3 separate regions of the Homo sapiens genome follow, and all the other regions are linked to region 3. Evidence: chromatin contacts called from ENCODE Hi-C or POLR2A ChIA-PET data. All regions are on one chromosome and are shown on one strand. The core of a region is the stretch at or near the end of the contact, and the rest is flanking DNA. Distances in the headings are between cores, read along the strand shown. Region 1 holds the start of HEATR3 (HEAT repeat containing 3). Region 2 holds the start of KATNB1 (katanin regulatory subunit B1). Region 3 holds the start of RPGRIP1L (RPGRIP1 like).

Region 1 (4,275 bases), core at 547-3,046, 3.6 Mb before region 3:
TTCTCCTGGCTCAGCCTCCAAGTAGCTGGGACTACAGGCACATGCCACCATGCCTGGCTAATTTTTGTATTTTTAGTAGAGATGGGGTTTCGCTATGTTGGCCAGGCTGGTCTTGAACTCCAGACCTCAGGTGATCTGCTCACCTTGGCTTCCCAAAGTGGTGGGATTACAGGTGTGAGCCACAGTGCCCAGCCCAAGATTGATCTTTGATAGGCCCAAATGCAACATGAGCTACACTTCTGTTACTCTCTAAAATTTGCCATAGTAATTAATTTCCCTTACTGGACAGTCAACTCTTTGACAGTAGGGTTACCATGGAATGGAAATTTTCTCCAGTAGAATGTTGACCTGAGCCTGGGCGTGGTGGCTCATACCTGTAATACTAGCACTTTGGGAGGCTGAGGCAGGCAGATCATTTGAGATCAAGAGTTCGAGACCAGCCTGACCAACGTGGTAAAACCCCGTCTCTCCTAAAAATAATAATAAAAAAAAAATAGCTGGGCATGGTGGCACATACCTGTAATCTCAGCTACTTAGGAGGCTAAGGCAGGAGGACTGCTTGAACTCCAAGGCAGAGGTTACAATAAGCCGAGATCGCACCATTGCACTCCAGCCTGGACAGCAGAGTGAGACTCTGTTTCAAAAACAAAAAGAAAAAAAGAAAATTGACCCAAAGCTATGCATATATTGAGTACTCACTCGTTACATGTCTAATTATAAAGACCACCTAAGATTCTCCTGTACTTTTCCCTCTGCTTAGTATTTACCACAATTATAACCAAAGTTATTCATATAATTATATATTCAACAGATCTCTCCCTGGACTGTAAATTCCATAAGGACAGGGAGAGAGGACAGGAACCAAACTGTCTTGATTACTGCTTTATTCCAATGCCCAGCACTGTACCTAGTACTCAACAAATATCTGCAAAAGAATCTCTTTGTTAAATACGTTTCCAAACATTTACATAGTGCTTAGTATCTGCCAGTCTCTGTTCTTAGCACCTTAAACATATGAACACATTTAGTCTTCGTAACAACTCCATGAGGTATATACTATCGATGTCCCCACTTCACTGATGAGGAAACTAAGGCAGGGAGATTAGGTTCTTAAGCGATTCTGTTTTATCAAATATAGACACACATTCGTTCCAAAACATTAACTAGTCTCTGTCTACGACAGGAGCTATGGGAGGTGCTGGGGACACAAAATAAAATCGTGGTTAATGCTTTTTGAGTACCTGCTATATATCAGGCTTGGTGTTAGGCACTTTACAGAACTTTATGAACTTTACAGAACTTACAATAACCTTGCAAGTTAGGTATTCTTAATCACATTTGATTATTTGTAGCCGGTGTTACTAACTTATTGGTTGCTTGATTGATTGATTGAGACAGGGTCTCGCTCTGTCGCCCAGGATGGAGTGCAGTAGCAGGATCACGGCTCACCTCAGCCTCAAACTCCTGGGGTCAAGTGATCCTCCGGCTTCAACGTCCCAAGTAGCTGGGACTACACACACACGCCACTATGCCCAGATAATTTTTAATTTTTTTGGTGGGGAGGACAGGGAGTGGAGTGTTTTCCTATGTTGCCCAAGATGGTCTCGAACTTCTGGCCTCAAGTGATCCTCTCGCCCGGGTCGGCGTTACTATTCTAGTCCAACCTCCTACTTACCCGGTAAACCCACAAGGCTCCGCCCCTTTGCCGAAGCTGGCCCCGCCTATGCCCTCTTCCACGCCTGCGCGCTCCGTGCGCCAGTTCCCCCCACCCCGCCCCGCCCCAACCCCGACCCGGCAGACGACGCGCCGTGCGCCTGCGCACGGCTTGCCCATGTGTGCTGCAGCCGTCAGCCGGCCCAGCTGAGCAGCAGCAACGGACCTTGTTAACGGCGCGGCAGCCTCCACCGCCTGCTGTTGCCCTCCTCTCTCGGTGGTCTGTCCGCCCAGCGCACGTCACCATGGGCAAGAGCCGGACGAAGCGCTTCAAGCGACCTCAGTTCTCCCCTACGGGCGACTGTCAGGCCGAGGCGGCTGCGGCGGCGAATGGGACCGGAGGCGAGGAGGACGACGGGCCGGCGGCGGAGCTGCTGGAAAAGGTGAGGCGAGGGCTCCGTCGGGCCGGGAGGCGAGACGAGGTTGCCCCGCGCGCGTGCGCATTGCGCGCCTTCTGACCCTTTTCGCTCTCATCCGCAGCTCCAGCACCCGAGCGCCGAGGTCCGCGAGTGCGCCTGCGCAGGGCTGGCCCGGCTGGTGCAGCAGCGGCCGGCACTCCCGGGCCTGGCGCGACGAGACGCCGTGCGCCGCCTCGGGCCGCTGCTGCTAGACCCCAGCCTGGCCGTCAGGGAGACTGCAGCCGGCGCGCTGAGGTGAGCCAGGAAGGGTGCGGGGCGGTGCCCACCGCTGGCCTCCCCCGCGTCTGGGCTGCGGGCGGTCGCAGCGGTCACCCAGCGCCTTCTGTGTGCCATCAGGCACTGGCCCGGTCTCCCGTTTGCAGAGATTTGAAGCCAGTCTCCAGGCTCCGGAGAAGCCCAGTATCCCCGCATCTCATCTGTCCACCTGGCTGCTTCACCTGCAGCGTCCACCTGCTCAGGCGTCCTGCCCTCACGCCTTGCGCACGTTTTACACTCTCCAAAAGCCCTCCTTAGGGTCCCTTGCTTGGATGAACTCTTCAGTTCATGTGTCAGGAATCGTTCTAGATGCAGGGGACTTTGAGCAGCCAAGACTTTTGAGCGAGATCTGTTGACAGCCAAGATCCCTGTCTTGGCACAAGTCATGTTGATGGGGAGACAGACAGGAAGCTAGTAAAAAGGTAAAACATAATATTAAATAGTGAGAATTGCTGTGGGAAAACGAGATGATGATGAGTTGGGGGTGGGAAGTTTGAATTGGGTGCTCTTGGGCCGGGCGCGGTGGCACACACCTGTAATCCCATTGCTTTGGGAGGCCAAGGAAGGAGGATCACTGGAGGCCAGGAGTCCAAGGCCAACCTGGGCAACATAGCAAGACCCCGTCTGTAGAAAAATTATAAACAATTAGTCGGGCATGGTGGTGGGTGCCTGTAATCCCAGCTACTCAGGAGGCTGAGGTAGGAGAATCGCTTGAGCCCAGGAGTTCGAGGCTGCAGTGAGCTATGATCACACCACTGCACTCCAGCCTGGGTGATAGAACAAGACCCTGTCTCAAAAAAAAAAAAAGGTGCTCTTTAGATGACTTGTGAAAGGAGATGTGCAGGGTGAGAGAGCCAGGAGGCATGGGAAAATAGGGGGAAGAATATTCCCCACAAAGGGAGCAGCAACAGCAAAGAAGCGAAGCAGCAGGCAGCTTGACGTGGTTAAACAGCAGAGAGGGTAGGTAGGTGGCTGAGAAGAGCAGGGGTGGGTAATTACAGGAAGTGAGGCTGGAGAGAGGGATGAGCTGTACGATGGTGTAGGGCTGAGGACTTAACTCTAAGCAGGGAAGTGACATGCTGCAACACATTTTGTGAAGACCACTCTGCTGGTTGTGCAGAGAATGGACTGCAGAGGGGGCAAGAGTAGAGGTTAGTATTTGTAGTTCTTACAGCTCTGTCTCTGTTTGTTATTTATATTTCATTCACTGATATAGCAAATATGTATAAAGTGCCAACTGTGTGCCAGACACTGAGCTAAGCTGTGGGCATGGGGTAATGAGCAAGGCAATGTCTCTCCTTAAGAAATCTTAAAGTGTATTGAGGGAGACAAGCATTAACCAAACAGTTACATAAGTGTATGATTACAATGAATGGTAATGACAAAGGGTGCTAAAAGAGGGTACAAACAAAGGGTTCAGGGAAGAAGACTGAGTGAGTGGTGCTTGAGGTGAGCTCGGAGGAATGAATGGGCATTCACCAGTTGATGGAGGGGGGATAGACGCTCTTCTTCCTTTAGGGAGGAAACAGCATGTGGAAAGCCCTTCCCTTCCTCCCACAGCATACAGAGGCTGGGGGATCCTGGCACATTGTGAGGGCATCTTCTGACTATCTCCATATCCTTAGGGACTAGCACAGTGCTGTGTACTCGGAAGTCATGTCTTTCCAATTAAAATTTACCCAGGGCTGCTTTAGGGGGTGTCATTCTCAGTAGCCCCACCTTGCTGCCCTTGCAGTTCGCTTTTTATTTTATTTTATTTTTTTAGAAACGGGGTCTCCCGCTGTTCCTAGGCTGGTCTTGAATTCCTGAGCTCAATTGATCCTCCCACCTAGGCCTCTCAAAGTGCTGGGATTACAGGTGTGAGCCACAGCACCTAGCCCTGCCCTTG
Region 2 (4,298 bases), core at 1,757-4,256, 4.0 Mb after region 3:
TTAGTCTGTTTTCACACTGCTGATTAAGACATACTCAAGACTGGGTAATTTGTAAAGAAAAAGAGGTTTAATGGACTCACAGTTCCACACGGCTGGGGAGGCCCCACAATCATGGCAGAAGGCCAAAGGCACATCTTACATGGTGGCAGACAAGAAAGAATGAGAACCAAGCAAAAAGGAAAATCCCTTATAAAATCATCAGCTCTCGTGAGACTAATTCACTACCATGAGAACAGTATGTGGGAAACCCCTCCCATGATTCAGTTATCTCCCACTGGGTCCCTCCCACAATATGTGGGAATTATGGGAGCTACAATTCACAAGATGAGATTTGGGTGGGGATACAGCCAAACCATATCATAGAGCAATGAAAATGAATGAACTGCAACACAACTATATGGAATGATATGGTCAAACTGCCTAAGTATAATGTCAAAAGATTCAAGACACAAAAGTACATACTCTATTATTCCATTTATGGAAAGAACAAAAATAAGGAAAATTAATTGGTGATATTAGAAGTCAGGACAACCGTCACTCTTGGAGTGTGAGGGTTAGTGAATGGATGTGAGCATGGAGCCCTGGGAGGGGAGGTTCTGGTTTCTAGTCACGTTCTGCTTTTTGACCTGGGTGTGTTCGGTTTGTAAAAATTCATCAACCTTGTGCACTTACAATGTGTCCTCTGGAGTGTTTTTGACTGCTTGTTGTCATGAATCTAATCAAGCCTTTAGCCCTAACTTAAGAAATTCAAGGGAAGAAATGCATTTAAGAAGAACGTCCATCTAACAAGAACTTCAGGAAATTCAGGTAAATGATACTAAAAGGAAACATTCCTAACGTGGGACAATCTAGGTAAATGGCCTGATCTCTTCAAAAGATCGATGTCATAAAAATAAAAGTTTGGGGACAGAAATGGAAAGAACTTAAGAGTCAAGTGTGGTGAATACTGATTGGTTCTTAGTTAGAAAAAAAAAGTCCTAAAAGGTTTTTGGGATGACTGGGGACATACGAATATGGACTGGTTGTTACAGAATTAAATTTTCTTAGCAGTGGTGATAACAATGGTTATTGTAGAATAAGGGCTTTATTTTTATTTTTTGAAATGGATCTCACTCTGTCGCCCAGGCTGGAGTACAGTGGCCCCATCCCAGCTCACCGCAACCTCTGCTTCCCAGTTTCAAGTGATTCTCCTGCCTCAGCCTCCCCAGTAGCTAGGATTATAGGCACGTGCGCCACCACGCCCGGCTAATTTTTGTATTTTTTTGTAGAGACGGGGTTTCACCATGTTGGCCAGGTTGGTCTCGGACTCCTGACCTCAGGTGATCCGCCCGCCTTGGCCTCCCAAAGTGCTGGGATTGCAGGCGTGAGCCACCGCGCCTGGCCAAGGGCCTTATTTTTAAGAGATACATGCTCAGTATTTGGTGTTGGGGTGAAATGTCATATCTACAATTTTCAAATGGTTCCGAAAAGACACACAGACGAAGCAAATATGGCAAACTGTTAACAAGTACTGGAATCTACGTGGTATCATTATATTGTCTTTTAAAGTTTTCTCTGTTTAGTTTTCTTTTTATAATACAAAATTAAGGGGAACTGCAGGCTAGACAGTTTTGATCCGATGTTATTCTGCTAATCTTTTAAAGGTGTCTTGCGGTGACTCACGCCTGTAATCCCAGCACTTCGGGAGGCTGGGGCGGGTGGATCACCTAAGGTCAGGAGTTCAAGACCAGCCTGGCCAAAATGGAGAAACCCCGTCTCTACTAAAAATATAAAAACTAGCCTTAGCCCGTCGTGGTGGCGGGCGCCTGTGGTTCCAGCTACCCAGGAGGCTGAAGCAGGAGAATCTGAAGCAGAAGGCTGAAGCAGAAGGCAGAGTGGGGACTCCCCCACGCTTTGGCTTTCAGAACAAGGGTTCGAATTCTGGGGCTATTACTTTCTGACCGTGTGGTTTTCTGCAAGCATCTTAACCCGGGCCTCAGTTTCCTCATCTGTAAATGGGAACAGGAATTCCTACCTCTTATGGTTGTACTGGGCGTTATGTGAGCCCAAGGAGCCCTGACCTGCGGTGAGAGGCTGGAGGCCGAAGGGCAAGGTTCGAGGGGCTCTGGGTGCCTGGGACAACCTCTGGGCAACAGGGAGAGGCGGCTGCGGGGCCAAGTCCCTCCTAAGCGGCCACGCGAGAGGCCCTGAGTCGAGAAGGGTTACGGCGCTTCCCAGAGCCCACCCCGCCCAACGTGTCACAAATAAAGCTGGCCTTTCTCCGATTCCCTGATTGCAGCCATTCAGGGAGCAGCCCCTTGCCCACGCATCCATTAGTCGAGGCGGTGGCTGCGTGTGCAGTGCTACAGGGTTCAGCGCCTGCCTCGGCTCCGGAATCAGGCTGTTTCCTTCTAGACCTCCCATGGGGGATTCAAGCCGGCGTCCGGGTCAAAGAACAGGGACAAAGTCCTCCTGCCACGGGGGACCATCTGCAGGCAAAGTGAAGAATGAGGAGCTTCGGCAAAATGCCGACTAAGGCCTCCTTAGGTTTTGCCCCACTCCAAGATGGAAGGCCTGAGGCTTCACACTGCCCCCGAAGTTCCTTTCCCATTGGCTATCTGGGAATTGAGTTTTCCAATAATGCGGACGCTGATTGGTCAATCCAGGACGGTTGCTCAAGCCATTGGCGCAGCCGCCATTGGAGGGCGGCTCTCAAAAGTTTTCAGACACAAATTAGGTTCGAGGGAGGAAACGGAGAGGAAAGGGAAAACTTGAGACGGAGGCGGGACTAAGGAAACGGCAGCTTGCATTGGTTTATTAGAGGCCAAGGGGCGGCTCTTGAACGTTCCTTCCTCTTGATTAGTCCTATTTAGGAAAAGAGGGCGGGTACTGAGGAAAAGCGGCAGAAGCGCCTGCTTCCATTGGTCAGTCCTGGCAGGAGGCGGAGCACCCGCGGCAGCTGATTGGTGCGGGAGGCAAGGTGGGCGGGGCTCTGAGCCGGAGGTTTTGTTGTGAGGGTCGGTTGTCAAGCAGCGGCCAATCAAGGCAGGGGATGGAGGCAAGTGGGGGTCGCGCCTGGAGCGGAGCCTCGGCCTCCGGAGCCGCAGCTGCAGGTGGAGTGGGCAAGGGGACGAGGTGGCGAGGGGACGGTGGGCCCTGGGCTGGGCCGAGCCAGGCGGGGCTGGCTGGGCTTGCGGGCAGAGAGCTCTGAGCGTGGGGAGGCTAGAGCCCGTACTCCGCAAGCAGAGGGTTGGGAGGATCAGCCGTGGCCGAGGGACCTGCCCCCGCCCCCGGACGAGAGGGGTCGGGGTGGAGGCCGGAGGGGGCAAAACCAGGGAGGCCGGAAGCAGAGCTGGGGGTCTGCAGAAGGACAGGTAATGAATAGGGAGAAGAGAAGTAGGAGAATGAATGAATGGGAGACCCCGCGAGCATATGGGAAAGGGCAGTAACGGGAGTCTGGCGAGGCAGGGGCCACGTGAGGGATATCGGGAGACAGGATGTGCATAAGTGGGAGACTCAGGGGGCAGGGAGAAAAGGGGGTGTGAACGGAGGACTAGAGAGGCAGACCCGGGGACCCAGGAGAAAGGGGACGGAGGGGAGCGGGCTCATGGGAAAGAGGTGAAGTGGCTGTGGGAAGGAGGTGGGAGGCTCCATGAGGAGGCCTTTTAGAGTTGAAGAGTCATAGCCACTTACGCCCAGACTGGAGGCCTAGTTCCTAGCTCTGTCCTTGGGAATCGCAGGGAGCAGGAGCGGTTCCCTTGCCAGGAGCTGGGGAATTGGACCATCAGGGTCGTCTTCGAGATTCTTTCCAAGGAGGACTTCAGTGGCCGTCTCTGGGATGCCTTTCCTAGGCCCCTAAGCTTAGCTTCTGACTCCGCTCTCCCACATCCCACACGTCAGACAAAAACAACGACTCGCAGGAAATCTATGTGAATTGCAGACACGTGGTCTTCTCCGCCCCACTGCGGCTGCTGCACTTTAGGCAGCCAGCATCCCGGAACAGAGCTGCAGCTCATTATCCTGGCCTCTGGGAGGAGTTTCTTTTTCCTTACGTTCCAAATCACCCTACCTGAGGTGCCCCCTCTGCAGATTCCCAAACCTAATTTGCAGTGCAGCTTCTGACTCTGGTGGCTTTGGTGGGTGTCAGTCTTTATCAAGTGGTCTTGGTGATCCAGGGAGCAACAGCTCTTACCAAGCATTTTCTAACATGACGTCACCTCTTGTTTGTATTGCAGCCCTGTATTGAGCTGAGATGGCTCGAGCCTAACATTCCATGATCCAGGATCGTGACAGATGTGCACAGGCTGCTGCTGTTGCTG
Region 3 (4,251 bases), core at 570-3,069:
CCATGACAGAGTTAAGGTCACTTTAAAAATAATAATGATGATGATGATGATGATGGTGTTAACATTCATTGAACGCTTACTATGTGCCAGGTACTGTTCTAAGTGTTCTGTTATAGGAATGAAGTGTCTCACCATATCCTTGTGAGGCTGTTACTCAAATGATTCCTGCTTTACAAATGAGGAAGCTGAGACACAGATTAGTTAACTCACTTAAGGTGGTAGTTGAAAGTATTAATAGTTGTGTCTGGTGATATTTTTGGTTGTCACAACAAGGAAGCGGGATGCTACTGGCATCTAGTGAGTAGAGGCCATGGATGATGCTAAATATCTTACAGTGCTTAGGAGACATAATAATGAATTATCCAGCCCAAAATGTTAATAATAGTGTAGAAGCTGAAAAACCCTGCACAATGCTGCAATGCCTCTCCAACACCATCTTATGTTATCCTTCTTTGCTCACTATGCTTCACTTACATTATTCTTTACTTTCCTCGAACCCCCCATACCCTTGTCTTGCTCAAGGCCTTTGTATTAGCTGGTTCCTTAATCTTTGGAGCTCAGTTCACTTCCTCAGACAGGTTTTCCCTGACCATCCTATGTTAGAGTAGTCTTCCTTACATTTCTTCACTGTTTATTTCTTTTCTTTTCTTTTTTTTTTTTTTGAGACAGGGTCTTGCTATGTTGCCCGGGCTGGCCTTGAATTCATGGGTTCAAGTGATCCTCCCACCTCAGCCTCCCGAGTAGCTGGAACTACATGTGCGTGCCACCAAGCATGGCTTGTATCTCTTATAGCAACTGCCTCTATCTGAAGTTATCAGATAAAATTATTGTTTGTCTCCACTAAAAAAGGATAAACATCTTGAGACGGGTATTAGTCTTGTTCACAACTGTTCAGGAACAGTGCCTGGTACAGGGTGGGAACCAACATTAATATTTATTGAATGATTGGCTGTGCGTGGTGGCTCACACCTGTAATCCCAGCACTTTGCGAGGCCGAGACGGGCGGCTGACTTCAGGCCAGGAGTTCGAGACCAGCCTGGCCAACATGATGAAACCCTGTCTCTACTAAAAATACAAAAATTAGCTGGGTGTGGTGGCACACGCCTGTAATCCCAGCTACTCGGGAGGCTGAGGCAGAAGAATCGCTTGAACCTGGGAGGAGGAGTTTGCAGTAAGCTGAGGTCTTACCACTGCACTCCAGCCTGGGCAACGGAGCAAGAACCTGTCACACACACAAAAAAAAGAATAAAGAAAAAATATTTATTGAATGAATAAATGAATATCAGGTACTGAGATTAAAATGGCAAGCAAAACCCCCGCCTTTATGAAGCTAGCAAGTTATGGAGGTAATCACATGATAAACAAATAATATATAATTAAGCAAACAATAGACCACTCAGGAGGTTTAGGGTCTACCAACCAACTCCTAATCCAGGGCAAATGAGCAAACTGTGTTAGGGACCTACAACTTGCAGGATCTGGATAGAGATGGCAATTAGCAGCATCAACTCTCACCTTCATGGCTGGGATATAACATTTCAAATTGGTCCTGGACGTGGGGATAAAGGGCGGCCTGTGATTCAGGCCTGAGGATGTGGAGGTGTCTTGGGCTGGGCTGCTTTCACGCCAGCAGAACTCCAGGGCCAACTCCAGGGCCTTCTCCAGGCGGCAGAGCGGACCCTAGGACCCCGGCCCGCGCTGCAGTGGGGAGGGTCAGCAACCTCCACCCACCCTCATCCTCCCCCATCCTCCCGGGTACTCACCGTGCCACTGGCCCTGCAGCTAGCTACCGTTGCTATAGCGCCGACAGCGTGGCGGGCGGCTGGCCGAGAGGAGCACGGGAGAAACATGGCAGGCTCCCGTAGCCTCCTGGGAAATGTAGTTCTCCTTGGACTCTAGCCTGTTTGCTCGCGGGGTAGCGGACTACGCTCTTCCAGCTGTCGGACCTGGGAAATTCTCCTGTGCTAAATCCCGTGGCGCTCGCGGGTGTCGCCGCGGTGCATCCTGGGAGTTGTAGTTTTTTCTACTCAGAGGGAGAATAGCTCCAGACGGGAGCAGGACGCTGAGAGAACTACATGCAGGAGGCGGGGTCCAGGGCGAGGGATCTACGCAGCTTGCGGTGGCGAAGGCGGCTTTAGTGGCAGCATGAAGCGCACCCCGACTGCCGAGGAACGAGAGCGCGAAGCTAAGGTATGTCGGGCTCCCGGGGCCTGGAGATCTTCGTGCGCTGTGAGCAAGGATCAGGGAACCGGAAGGGCTTGGTTTGATGGCGAGCGGATGCGCGGTGTTAAACTAAGGGATGACAGGGCCTTGTCAGCAAGGGACCTGGAGATATTAGAGGGGATGTTACAAATTCGTGCTCTTCAGGATGCAGGCCGAGTCTTGTTGGATCGGCTCAAAAATGAGAAGCAAGATACCCATTTCCTTGTCCTTCTTCTGCATCTATTCCTTGGTTAAATTTGTCGCCATCCCTGTGCCTCAGTTTACCGGATTCTCAGATGACTGTGATCATACCAGCTGTGCTTTCTCATAATGGTCTCTGAGGACTGAGATCGGCTTAGATGAAATATCTGTGCAGTCAGCTGTGTTTCTTTGGAACAATTGTCTCCGTGACCGGCTGATAACAGTTTGTGTCTTTTAGCGCTGTGGATATGAATCTTTAACTACATTGCTCCTCTCTACCTTTGATGTTCAGCTTCTGGTAGTTGCCATTCCATGGGATGACCATAATAATGGCAACAGAGATTTTAAAAAGCATTTATTGTGGGTCAGGCACTGTATTAAGTGCATAATATTTAAATTATTTCATATCATTGTCACAGCAGATTGCAAGATAGATATTATACAGATGGAGTATAAATAACAGCCCAGCTTCACAGATGAAGAACTGAGGCTCAGAAGCATTGAGTGTTTTCCTTTCTCTCATTCCCAAACTCAGATCCTGTTGATTTGTCTACGTATATTGGGAATATGCCCACTTTTTTTTTTTTTCATCTCCACTACCTTGGACCAAGCTACCATTATCTTTTTAATAGACTGTTGGAATAGCCTATTGATTGGCCTACACTCACTCTACACCCTAACTTAACTCTTCTTCCACCTTCTCTCCCTTCCCTCAACTACCATTCTCTTCTGCACACCATAGAGTAAGATCTTCGTGAAATGCAAATATAATTATGTCCCTTTCCTTTCTCCTTACTCTGCCAACCACCTGTTTAAAAATATTCCATGGCTTTCTGTTGCTCTTAGGATAAAGGCAAAACTTCACATTGCCTACAAGATCCTGCATGATCTGGACCCTACCTGCTTTCACAACCCCATTGGATATGACACTCTGCTCTCTGCCTACCAGTCACTTTGGCCTTCTTAAAAGTCACTCTTCACTATACTTTATCGGGCTTCAGGGCCTTTGCACATGTCATTTGCTGCCTACTCTATGTTAGGCAAATATTGGCAGTGAATAACAGTGTTAAATAACGTAGACACAGTTCTTGCTTTCATAGAATTTCATCTTACACGTGAGTCTGTTTAGGGCAATACACCTAAGGATTTAAAATATAAAATCTGCTCTATATTGACCTGAGTTATTGCAGTATTTCGTAAGGGACCAGAAGTTTTCATGCTTGAGTCTGCATATGATGTGGATAATATATTAAAGATAAGCACAAAGAGGGCGACCCTTCTGCTTTAGTCTACACAGTGCAAAGAAACAAATGTCACCTCATGGTGTTGTGCATGATGTCTTTCTCATCTTTCAGGTTTATTTTTAAAGTATTTCATTTATTCTGTGAAGATTTGTTGAGCACCTATTATTTGCCATAAGTTGGGATTATAATTTTGGCTGAAATAGAATCACTGCACCAAAGAAGCTCTTACTCTATTGAAACCATAACCATTGCCTGTGAGGGAGTTACTAGTGTCATCCATATTTTAGAGATTTAGAAACTGAGACTTGTAGGTAAATCGTGACTTGCCCAAGGCCACTTGGTTGCTAGGTGAAACTAGTGCTCTGAGCCAGGTCTTCTGACTCCAAATTCAAGGCTTTTCCCATTTTCTGCTTGTGAAACATGTTGAATTAGTAGAGCAAATTGTCTTCCTTTTTTCTTTAAAAAATTGGCTGTTCATTTAAAATTTGTTTGCTTAATATTATTTGTTAGAACAAAGTATAAGTAGTTGTTTTAAATCTTAAATGTAAAGTGTCCAATGGCTCATGAATTATCTTCTCTTTTTCTAATCAATTTTATTGAGGTA

Evidence for each region. A loop is a pair of places that touch in the nucleus more often than their neighbours do. ChIA-PET counts read pairs that join two places held with the same protein, here RNA polymerase II (POLR2A). Pooled maps may share reads with other maps.
Region 1: a loop to region 3 is called in a map of naive thymus-derived CD4-positive, alpha-beta T cell, with 9 times the contacts of the local background. The contact joins the promoter of HEATR3 here to the promoter of RPGRIP1L in region 3. A Hi-C loop is called at or near these places in 1 of 168 maps with a recorded cell type or tissue (naive thymus-derived CD4-positive, alpha-beta T cell) and 5 of 50 pooled maps. POLR2A ChIA-PET finds 5 or more read pairs at or near these places in 1 of 52 experiments (activated CD4-positive, alpha-beta T cell).
Region 2: a map of B cell shows a loop between it and region 3 (26-fold over the local background). The contact joins the promoter of KATNB1 here to the promoter of RPGRIP1L in region 3. A Hi-C loop is called at or near these places in 2 of 168 maps with a recorded cell type or tissue (B cell and naive thymus-derived CD4-positive, alpha-beta T cell) and 14 of 50 pooled maps. POLR2A ChIA-PET finds 5 or more read pairs at or near these places in 1 of 52 experiments (activated B cell).

What each region holds. Positions count from the first base shown.
Region 1 is chr16:50,064,174-50,068,448 of GRCh38, forward strand. It overlaps HEATR3 (HEAT repeat containing 3), which reads left to right and starts at 1,797. Exons shown (of 15, transcript NM_182922.4): 1 at 1,797-2,096; 2 at 2,194-2,366. The coding sequence starts at 1,959. It overlaps HEATR3-AS1 (HEATR3 antisense RNA 1), which reads right to left and starts at 2,151. Exons shown (of 3, transcript NR_186390.1): 1 at 1,880-2,151; 2 at 518-634. RefSeq lists an enhancer at 1,605-1,899 and silencers at 1,750-1,799, 2,130-2,179, 2,260-2,519.
Region 2 is chr16:57,732,764-57,737,061 of GRCh38, forward strand. KATNB1 (katanin regulatory subunit B1) reads left to right here and starts at 3,007. Exons shown (of 20, transcript NM_005886.3): 1 at 3,007-3,092; 2 at 4,215-4,298. It overlaps LOC107984852 (a long non-coding RNA gene), which reads right to left and starts at 3,881. Exons shown (of 2, transcript XR_001752221.3): 1 at 3,673-3,881; 2 at 1,066-2,844. RefSeq lists enhancers at 858-1,835, 2,465-2,574, 2,554-2,848, 2,595-2,764, 4,133-4,202 and a silencer at 3,075-3,314.
Region 3 is chr16:53,702,040-53,706,290 of GRCh38, forward strand. It overlaps RPGRIP1L (RPGRIP1 like), which reads right to left and starts at 1,820. Exons shown (of 27, transcript NM_015272.5): 1 at 1,764-1,820. It overlaps FTO (FTO alpha-ketoglutarate dependent dioxygenase), which reads left to right and starts at 2,117. Exons shown (of 9, transcript NM_001080432.3): 1 at 2,117-2,190. The coding sequence starts at 2,146. RefSeq lists a silencer at 1,730-1,779 and enhancers at 1,815-2,315, 1,930-2,339.